2 separate regions of the Mus musculus genome follow, and region 1 is linked to region 2. The links are chromatin contacts, found by Hi-C or POLR2A ChIA-PET in ENCODE. All regions are on one chromosome and are shown on one strand. Each heading gives the region's core, a stretch centred on a gene start or an enhancer-like site at or near the end of the contact. The rest is flanking DNA. Distances are from core to core; before and after follow the strand shown. Region 1 overlaps Bptf (bromodomain PHD finger transcription factor). Region 2 holds the start of Kpna2 (karyopherin (importin) alpha 2).

Region 1 (4,529 bases), core at 1,841-4,340, 47 kb after region 2:
AAATGGAAATGTGAGGCCAAAGGACTGGCTGCTTCTGCTCAGACTTTGCTTTTACCCATCATGCAACTGAACACAGGCTAACCCCTGGGGTATAAGGTAATTTTAGCATTATTATTGTTTTACTACTTTTGAGAGCGACATTATTAACCAAGTACTTTAGATGTTAAGAACAGTTGTAAACATATTAAAAAGTATTGTGTGCTAATGGGGAACCAATCTGAAGAAAAGTGTGAAACATTTGATTGACTTTAAAGCTCAAAATAAGGCCCCAAACATCTTTCAACTAGTCCCAAATCAAATGAGTGTTCAGTCAGCGAGTTAGCAACAGCCCCAGCTCTTCCTAAAGGGTGCATCGAGCTGTACAGAGCACCGCTTCAGACACACAGGCTGTTTTCCTCACATTACTCTGTGACATAGTGAAAAATCAATTCTACCATTATAACCCCATTTCCCCCAGTGCAACTCAACCATTCACTAGGAAGCAACATACATTTTGAAGGAGAGGGAAAGAGGGAAGAGAGGAGAAACCGGAAAAGCTTTGTAACATAGGTGTATAGACACAGCAGAGAGGCCCTGCTTTTTCATTTTTAGGTAAGTGACCAATCGAGCAATGCGGCTTCCTGAATTGTCAAACAGACGCTCTTATCAACTCACTGTGACTCATCATAAGGTGTCCTGCAGATACAGTACAATTCCTCACTGCTGCCCTCTTGTGCCCGCTTACAATCATTACAGATGTACACATCCATTTTCTTAGCCTCCTTTTCTGTGATGCCAACACATTCTCCATGATACCAGTTAGTACAAAGATCACAGCCAATATAGAACCTAAAAGCATTCACAATGAAAATGACACTGTAGTTGTCATTTTGAGCTGCATGGTATGTAAATCTGTCTTCTCTACCCTGATTTGCTTTCTTACAGGATAATTTCTGCAATGAGTCAGCTAAACACCTTGAATGCACCAGTCTACCAGTGGCAAACACAGCATCTGACACTTGACCAAGGGTGGACACATCGTCACTCACATCCATTTCAGCAGACACACTGTTTAGTGAAATATGGGTCTTAAAACATACTGGAATTTGAAAAAAAACAAAAACATACGGATGGAAATGGCTTCCTTTTAATGAATGTGTGTGAAACTGTAACAGGCACAGAAACCAAAGCCAAAGAATCAAAGACTTACATCTGTCAAACCTACTCTACAGAAGCCATTTCAATACCAGGGCTATTTCTTAGATAGGTTTGAAAATGTATCTCACAAACTAAAATTGGAGACAAAGCAGAGTGCAAACACCAAGGACAAGTTACAGGACAGGACATGCAGGCCAGCCAGGTGGAGAGGACAATGTCACACGTGCTAGGAAGGAAACTAGGAGAGGTCCATGTATGTAGTCATTCCTGCTTACAGAGCCTGGGGAGGGGAGGGGAGGGGAGGAGCCCAGGCTTTGACACAAGGGTCTGGGGGAAACCAGCAGCTCTCTAAAGCATCTCTGTCCCTGCTGGTGGGAGCTGTGCAGGCCTGCATCACTCACAGGCAGCCAGGCTGGCCTTGCCATCACTGGTACCCTGCCCTCGACCAGGCTGTCTCTGCTATGTTAACCTGAGGAATGCCCGCCTCATGACTGTGAGGGAGTAACACACAGTGAGGTGCCTCAGCCCCCTCCCAGTGAGCCTTTCTTTTGACCTGGGATGCCCATACTCCCCTACTCAGGTGAGGACCTGGTGAGTTACTTTAAATGTTGCCTCTTGAAGGTGTTATGTGCGCTGGAAGGAACTTCAGAACCTAAGTTTCCAATTTTTAATAACTTTCATTAGAAGCTAGTGACACAATGCTCAAACCAGGCTGGTCTGGTCTGGTCTGAGATGTCAGCAAACACTATGACAGGGGGTGAATGAACCTGTTGTGTGGAAATGTCAATGGAAAACCAAAAAAAAAAAAAAAAACAAGAAGTGAACTAGCCAGAAACCATGGGCAGCGTCAACAGAACGAGCACATGTGTGTGTGTGCCTCATTTTAAGCAATGCCAAGATCCCAAGAAGGTTTCATCAAAGTTTGTGTCAGCTCAAAGCTGACCTTTATATAAAGTCGCATCTGTGGTGGGGTTCTGTGTCTCAGTAATCCTCTTGAGTATTTTACTTAAAGTGAGGCATACTTATTTGTACAGACTACAGGGCAGCGCTCCTTACATGATGGATATTCACCAATGAGGGACACATGCTGGGACGTGAAGATGGCCACACCCTGCTGAGCTCAACAGGGAGTGTGTCTCCCAGCAGAGCTTCCAGAGCTTCTGACTGACATTTGTAAACTGATGGTGACTTAGGACCCATGGAGTGGTCTCCACAGACCCACATGCACAGGCAGTAAGGATTTCTAACTCTGTTTTAAAAGTACAGTTAAACTGCTGGGTACTGTAAAATGATACTGTGATTCTTGGAAGCTTACAAACACTGTCCTACACCTGCATGTTCTAGACAGAAGTTAAATACATCACTGAATAATAGAAATAACAACAACAAAAACAAAACAAAACAAAACCCAAAACAATAAATAAAGAAGAAAAACAAGAAAGTATATTTATGGAGTAACATCTAACATCTCTAAAAATCTCATTCATGTCACCAAATACAAGTCATGACTGTCAAAAACAGCTTCCAATTGCCACGCTCATCATGTTCTGACTGCGAAACTCACAAAGTGGATAAAAGGAATACTTTTGTTTTTTGCTTTTGATTACAAATATCATGGAAACACAGACAACAATACTAACTTGCAATTTTTTTCTTTCTTTCTTTCTTTTTTTTTTTTTTTTTTTTTTTTTACAGGGACCTGATGAGGCCTCCTTGGACCATCCATTTTAGGATAGACTCTGAGATCTGGCCAGGGAGAGCTGGGACAGCAGCCTCTGCAAAATGCAGTGCTGGCAGATTAGGAGCGAGGCTACAAAGAACTTTTGGAAAGCAAAGAGGCCACAGCAAGCTTGTTTTTGACAGAAAAGGACATGGCTGAGGACAAGCAAGCCCGAGCGCCTGTGAAACAGCCCCCTAACTGCACTGATGCCAAGCACCTGGTGGAGCCCAGCCTCACACCTGCCCGCCCTCTCCCAGTGCTGCCAACTGCTTGCTCAACTACAAAGCTGGGGGACAGGCACGTACTTGGACTCATCGTACGGTGTCTTGCAGATGCAATATAGCCTGGTGTCCTTCTTGGCCTCCTTAGAGGTGGTAGAGATCATCTTCTTCTTCTTGGACTTAGAGTCCTTCTCTTCCTCCCGCTTCCTCTTCTGGGAAGTGACAGGCAGTGGGGCTGTGGGGTGGCCTGCAGGTGGCAGACTGTGTGTGGAGGGAGGCGGAGAACGAGGAGGAGCTGGAGGGGCTGCCGGTGCAGGCGCTGGCACAGGGGCTGGCACGGAGGGTGTGGGCACTGAGGCAGCATTGGCCTGTACCGCCTGGGCCATCTCCCTCTCTCGTTTCATTTTCAGGTCTCTTTTCAGCTCTTCCTGTGGTCAATTGAAGACAAACAAATAATCAACAGGGTTACAGGATGGGGCAACTTGGACAGGAACTGGACATTACCTCCACTTGCCAAATAGTTCTTTTTGTCTGTTTTTTGTTTTCCAAGACAGGGTTTCTCTGTGCAGCCCTGGCTGTCCTTGAACTCAGAGATCTGCCTGGCTCTGAACAGCAGTGAACAGAAAAAGAGATAAATTGTCCTTCTTTATCATGCTTTGTTTAGATTTAAGATAGGAGACCCAGGCATCAAAATATGCTATTTTCTAACTGGGTTCGCAGTCCCAGCACTCAAGAGAGAGAAACAGGAGGATCAGAAGTTATAGGTCTTCCTCTGTATACAATGAGTTTTAGGCTAGCAGAGCCTACTTGAGACCCTATCTGAAAACAACCCCTCACCCCACCCCCAACAAGCAATCCATCCAAAAGACACTATTTTCTTTATACAGCTTTGGCTGTAAGTTGAAATCCTGGGTTCGTGAGATGATTCAATGAGTACAAGTCCTTGTGAAAAAGCCTGAGTTCAATGCCCAGAATACAGGCAGATGTAGCAGCCAATCAGTAACTCCAGCATTCCTACAGAGATGAGAGGCAGAGACTGAACCACCAGGACAGACATGGACACACACACACACACACACACACACACACACACACTTTCTAGAGTAGAGTTAATGATATTTCCCCTTAAAATAACCAAAAGAAGACAGGTGTAGTGGCACACAACTGTAATTCCAGCACTTTGGGAGGCAGGTTAGAGGACCCCTGTGAGTTGAAGGCCAACCTGATCTACATAGTGCAGTAATTCTCAACCCTTTTCATGGGGATCTATTATCAAATGTTTACATTATGATTCTACAGTTATGAAGTAGCAGCAAAAATAATATTATGGTTAGATGTTACCACAACGTGAAGAACTATTTGTTTATGTTTTTTCGAGACAGGGTTTCTCTGTGTAGCCCTGGCTGTCCTGGAACTCACTCTATAGACCAGACTGGCCTCAGAAATTCAGA
Region 2 (4,612 bases), core at 1,254-3,753:
AATCCTCCCCCCACATACACAAAAGTAAATAATAAATAAATGCAATTTTAAAAGTTTAAATACCTAAAACTAGAGATGAAGCTTGGGCACAGAAAAAAACCTACCTAGCCTGAGTGTGAAGCTCTAGGATTCAATCCCCAGTCCCTCAGAACTGTTGTTATATAAACATCCCCCTTCCCTTTACAAGCACGCAGGAAAGCAACAGAAGGTACTCACTGTGCTGTCCTTCCCCTTGTTCTTGAACCTGTTAAGTCGGGCAGCTGGTAAGTTAGCATTCTCGTTCGTGGACATGGCTGCAGGAACAAGGAGGAAAGCTAGGAGCCAAGGGAGGGTGAGAAGAAAAAAAAAGAAACAAAGAAAAAGTATTTTTAATAAGAATGCAACAGAAGCTGGGTAGAGTAATACACGCCTTTAATCCTAGCACTTGGGAGGCAGAGACAACCAGATCTCTATCAGTTTGAAGCCAGCCTGGTCTGTAGAGAGTTCCAGGCCAGCTAGGTCTACATAGAGAAACCCTATCTTAAGATGAAACAAACAGAAATATACAATAGCATGTTATAATCAACTAAATCTCAACTCCATTTCTATACTAGATTTAAAAAGCAGCAACGGTGGCACACGCCTTTAATCCCAGCACTTGGGAGGCAGAGGCAGGTGGATTTCTGAGTTCGAGGCCAGCCTGGTCTACAAAGTGAGTTCCAGGACAGGACAGCCAGGGCTATACAGAGAAACCCTGTCTCGAAAAACCAAAAACAAAAACCAAAAAAAAAAAAAAAAAAAACAAAAACAAAGATGACGACACAACACAGCCTGGCAGTGATGGCAAAGCACTCCAAGCACTCAGGAGGCAGAGGTAAAACGGATCTGAGTTTGTGGCCAGTCTAGTATACAGAGTGAATTACAGGACAGCCTGGACTACTCAGGAAACCCTGTCTCAAAAATATATAAATAAAATAAAAACAAAACAAAATCCTACAAGTTTTCATCATTATGGCTATAATACTAAGCCATAATTGCCCCTTACTACAAAGGCAACTTAACTGTCAATCAAAAAAAATTTTAAAAAAAGATAATTTAAAATTTCCACTAACCACAGTGAGCCCCGCAGTGGTGGCGCACTCCTTTAGTCCCAGCACTTGGGAGGCGGGAGGATTTCTGAGTTCGAGGCCAGCCTGGTCCACAGAGTTCCAGGACAGCCAGGGCTACACAGAGAAACCCTGCCTCGAAAAAACAAAAAGAAAGGAAGGAAGGAAGGAAATTAATTTTAAGACTTTTACCCAATATAGCTAAACTATTACCATTTGAGGATGTCATCAATACAGAAAAATTGAGATGTCTTACTGTTTTTATACACCTTCAAAATCCAATGGGTAGTTTAAGCACACGGGGCATCTCAACAGATTAGCGGCTTTTCAAACACTCAATAGTCTTAAGCCTCTAGCCAGCACGGTATTAAGTCAAGGATCTAAATTCTAGGCTCCATTAGTTAATAGAACACCAAGTAGGAGAACAATCTACGTCCTTTGTTTGTTTTATTTTTCGAGACAGGGTTTCTGTGTGTATCCCTGGCTGTCCTCGAACTCAAATCGGCCTGCCTCTGCCTCCCAAGTGCTGGGATTAAAGGCGTGCGCCAACAATGCCTGGCAACCATCTACGTCCTTAAGGCAATAAACGCAGCTCTCGTTTTCTGTTGATCGATGGCCAAAACGGATCCATACTAGTACCCTCTTGCAAGTTACATAAAGAATCGGTTCGTTCCATTATAGGGCCTTCCATCACATCATCGCTGTCAGCAATGGCATTAACGCCGCATCTTGCACACACTTCCAGAGAATGCATTCAGCCGGGATGACATCAGCTGTGATCAGTGGGGCTCGATAGAACCCAGGTGTGGTCGTCGCGAAGGGACAGGAACCCAAAGTACCCTGGTAAGCTAGTAGGTTTAACTGCTTTATGTCCGTCCTCGACCCTGACCCAGGTGATCCGGGTCAAGGGCTTAACTGGGGTGTCTTAACTGCCACCTTCATCCCCTGCCCAAAGCTGCGTCTCCTCCCCGGGGCAGAAGCATCAGGAAAGCGGCGGCACAGCCAGGTAGGTCCGCTCGACTGCGGCTGCCCTCCGGTCCCTCCACGCCGACCCGAGCCGCTCCCAGGCCTTCGCTGCCCTCCGCAGCGCCCGGCGTTGCCAACCCTGACCCCGGCGTGGCGAAACCAACCCGCCCCGAGGCCTGGTCGGAGCAGGGAGGCTCAGCTCCGGCCCGGGCGCGGCCTGCTCCCGCCCTCCGCCCCGCAGCCTTCCGTCCGGCCGTTACTGCTCAGGACCGGCTTCCGTTCCTACCTGTACAGCCGGCTCAGATTTCCACGAAAGGTGGTGCAGGACACTCAAGCTGCGGGTCGGCGGCTGTGGAAACGTCTGCTACCCTTCAGCCCTCAGATTTTGTGCCTCGTGCTGCCGGCCGGCGCGATTTAAATTTCCCGGTGACGCCGCGTTCCGATTGGCTGATTTGAGCCTAAGCTGCGCGTTCATTGGTAGGTTTGAAAAACACGTTAGGCGGGGGTGGGGGTGGGACGCAGACGCAGGTCGTAGGGGAAAAAAAAAAAAAAAGGTGGGGGTGGGGCGGTAAGCAGGGAAGCGTCGCGAGATGAGGGAGCGGCCGGGCAATCCCAGGGTGCCTTGCAGAAGGGTGACTCCAGATCTCAGCACACAGCATGGAGACCTGCGTTTCGTCTATGCTTAGATGGACACTGGGCCGTACCCTGTTTGCTTTCCCTGGGCTTGTCCTTAAACAAACACACGAAATTATTATTACACTTGTAAAAAAAGGCTTAGCTTGCGGTGATTGGCGCAGGCTTTTAATCCCAGCACTAGGAGTTCAAGGCAAACCTGGTTTATACAGCCAGGCCAACCAGGGCTAAATAGTGAGACCCTGTCTCAATCAACCAATCAGTCAATCAATCAATAAAAGAAAAGAGAAATATATTTACTTTAAAAAAATTTTACATCAGGAGCTGGTCACCGGGAGAACGTGGATCTGTGTGCCTCTTAACCATTAGTTGTATCACTATATTGTTTATAGTATTTGTTGATTATTTTATCTTTAGGCAATCATTAGTTGTATCGCTATATTATTGTTTGTGCTATTTACTGGTTATTTAATTTTTATCATGGGGAGTGGGATTGAGGCAGGGTCTCACATTAACAATAGAGCCCAGGCTAGCCTTGAACCTAATGCAATCCTTCCTCAACGTCAGTTCTGGGATTACAGACATGCCCCACTTTGTCCCGTGTGGTAAACTTTTAGATTACTTGGAAAATAAAGACAATGGAAGCCGGGCAGTGGTGGCGCACACCTTTAATCCCAGCATTCAGGAAGCAGAGGCAGGCGGATTTCTGAGTTCGAGGCCAGCATGGTCTACAGAGTGAGTTCCAGGACAGAAGCAAAAAAAAAAAAAAAAAAAGAAAAAGAAAAAGGACAATGGAAGCAGCAAATATGGTAACAATAATTTATTAGCCCGGTGGTGGTGGCGCACACCTTTAATCCCAGCACTTGGGAGGCAGAGGCAGGCGGATTTCTGAGTTCTCTGAGTTCGAAGCCAGCCTGGTCTACAGAGTAAGTTCCTGGACAGCCAGGGCTACACAGAGAAACCCTGTCTCGAAAAACAAAAACAAAAAACCAATAACTTATTAATACCTATTTTCTCCAAACCTTTAAAATTTTTTATTTATTTCTTTATTTTGCTCCCTTCCCCCAAACACACACACACACACACACACACACACACTTAATGGGTTTCTCTGTGTCTCTGTAGACCTGACTGAACTCCACAGACCTCAGAGTGCTGGGACTAAAGGCAGTGTGCCACCACTGCCTGCCTTCAAATACTTTAAAACTTGAGTAATTCTGAACACAGAATCACAAACCTTTGCCTAGACTTGCCAAATGTTAACATTTCGGCACATTTTAAAATATGTAACATGTATATAGTGTACACACACACACATATTTTAGCCTTTTCTCTAATTTGTTTTTGCTTTTCATGACATGGTTTCCTCTGTGTAGCCCTGGCTGTCCTAGAACATCCTCTGTAAACCAGGCTGGCCTCGAACTCAGAGATCCAAAAGCCTCTGTCTCCCAAGTGCTGGTGTTAAAGACATTTGTGTTATTAAAGGAGTGGGCCACCAAAGCGGCTTTTTTGGCCTTTTGATATCTCTTTAGCCCTAAATATTTGATAGTATATCTGATCCCATTACAGATGGTTGTGAGCCACCATGTGGTTGCTGTGAATTGAACTCAGGACCTCTGGAAGAGCAGTCAGTGCTCTTAACCACTGAGCCATCTCTCCAGCTCCACAAGAAGACATTATCAAGCTGAACAGTGTTGCACACCTTTGATCCCAATGCTAGGGAGGCAGGGACATCCAGAGCTCTGTGAGTTTAAGGTCAGCCTGGTCTACAGAGCAAGTTCCAGGAGAGCCAGAGCCAGAGCTACACAGTGTGTGTGTGTGTGTGTGTGTGTGTGTGTGTGTGTGTGTGTGTGTGTTGGGGGAATACTGGGGAGGGGAGAAAAAAAGACATTCTTTTATATAAGCACACTGCAAACCCCCAAATTAAA

Evidence for each region. Hi-C counts contacts between places; a loop is a spot of excess contacts on that map. ChIA-PET counts read pairs that join two places held with the same protein, here RNA polymerase II (POLR2A).
Region 1: a map of heart shows a loop between it and region 2 (6-fold over the local background). The contact joins the enhancer-like site here to the promoter of Kpna2 in region 2. A Hi-C loop is called at or near these places in 1 of 37 maps with a recorded cell type or tissue (heart). POLR2A ChIA-PET finds 5 or more read pairs at or near these places in 3 of 5 experiments (Patski and embryonic stem cell).

The regions. Positions count from the first base shown.
Region 1 is chr11:107,043,838-107,048,366 of GRCm38, forward strand. Bptf (bromodomain PHD finger transcription factor) reads right to left here. Exons shown (of 28, transcript NM_176850.3): 24 at 3,163-3,506. Among named protein-coding and RNA genes, the nearest start is that of 1810010H24Rik, 20 kb to the left of the region's middle. Within about 2 kb of position 3,091, at least 1 of the 3 ENCODE cell types and tissues checked has a DNase peak (open chromatin) inside an H3K27ac peak, as active enhancers do.
Region 2 is chr11:106,997,022-107,001,633 of GRCm38, forward strand. It overlaps Kpna2 (karyopherin (importin) alpha 2), which reads right to left and starts at 2,504. Exons shown (of 11, transcript NM_010655.3): 1 at 2,338-2,504; 2 at 217-314. The coding sequence starts at 291. It overlaps Gm39424 (a long non-coding RNA gene), which reads left to right and starts at 2,448. Exons shown (of 3, transcript XR_880255.3): 1 at 2,448-2,528.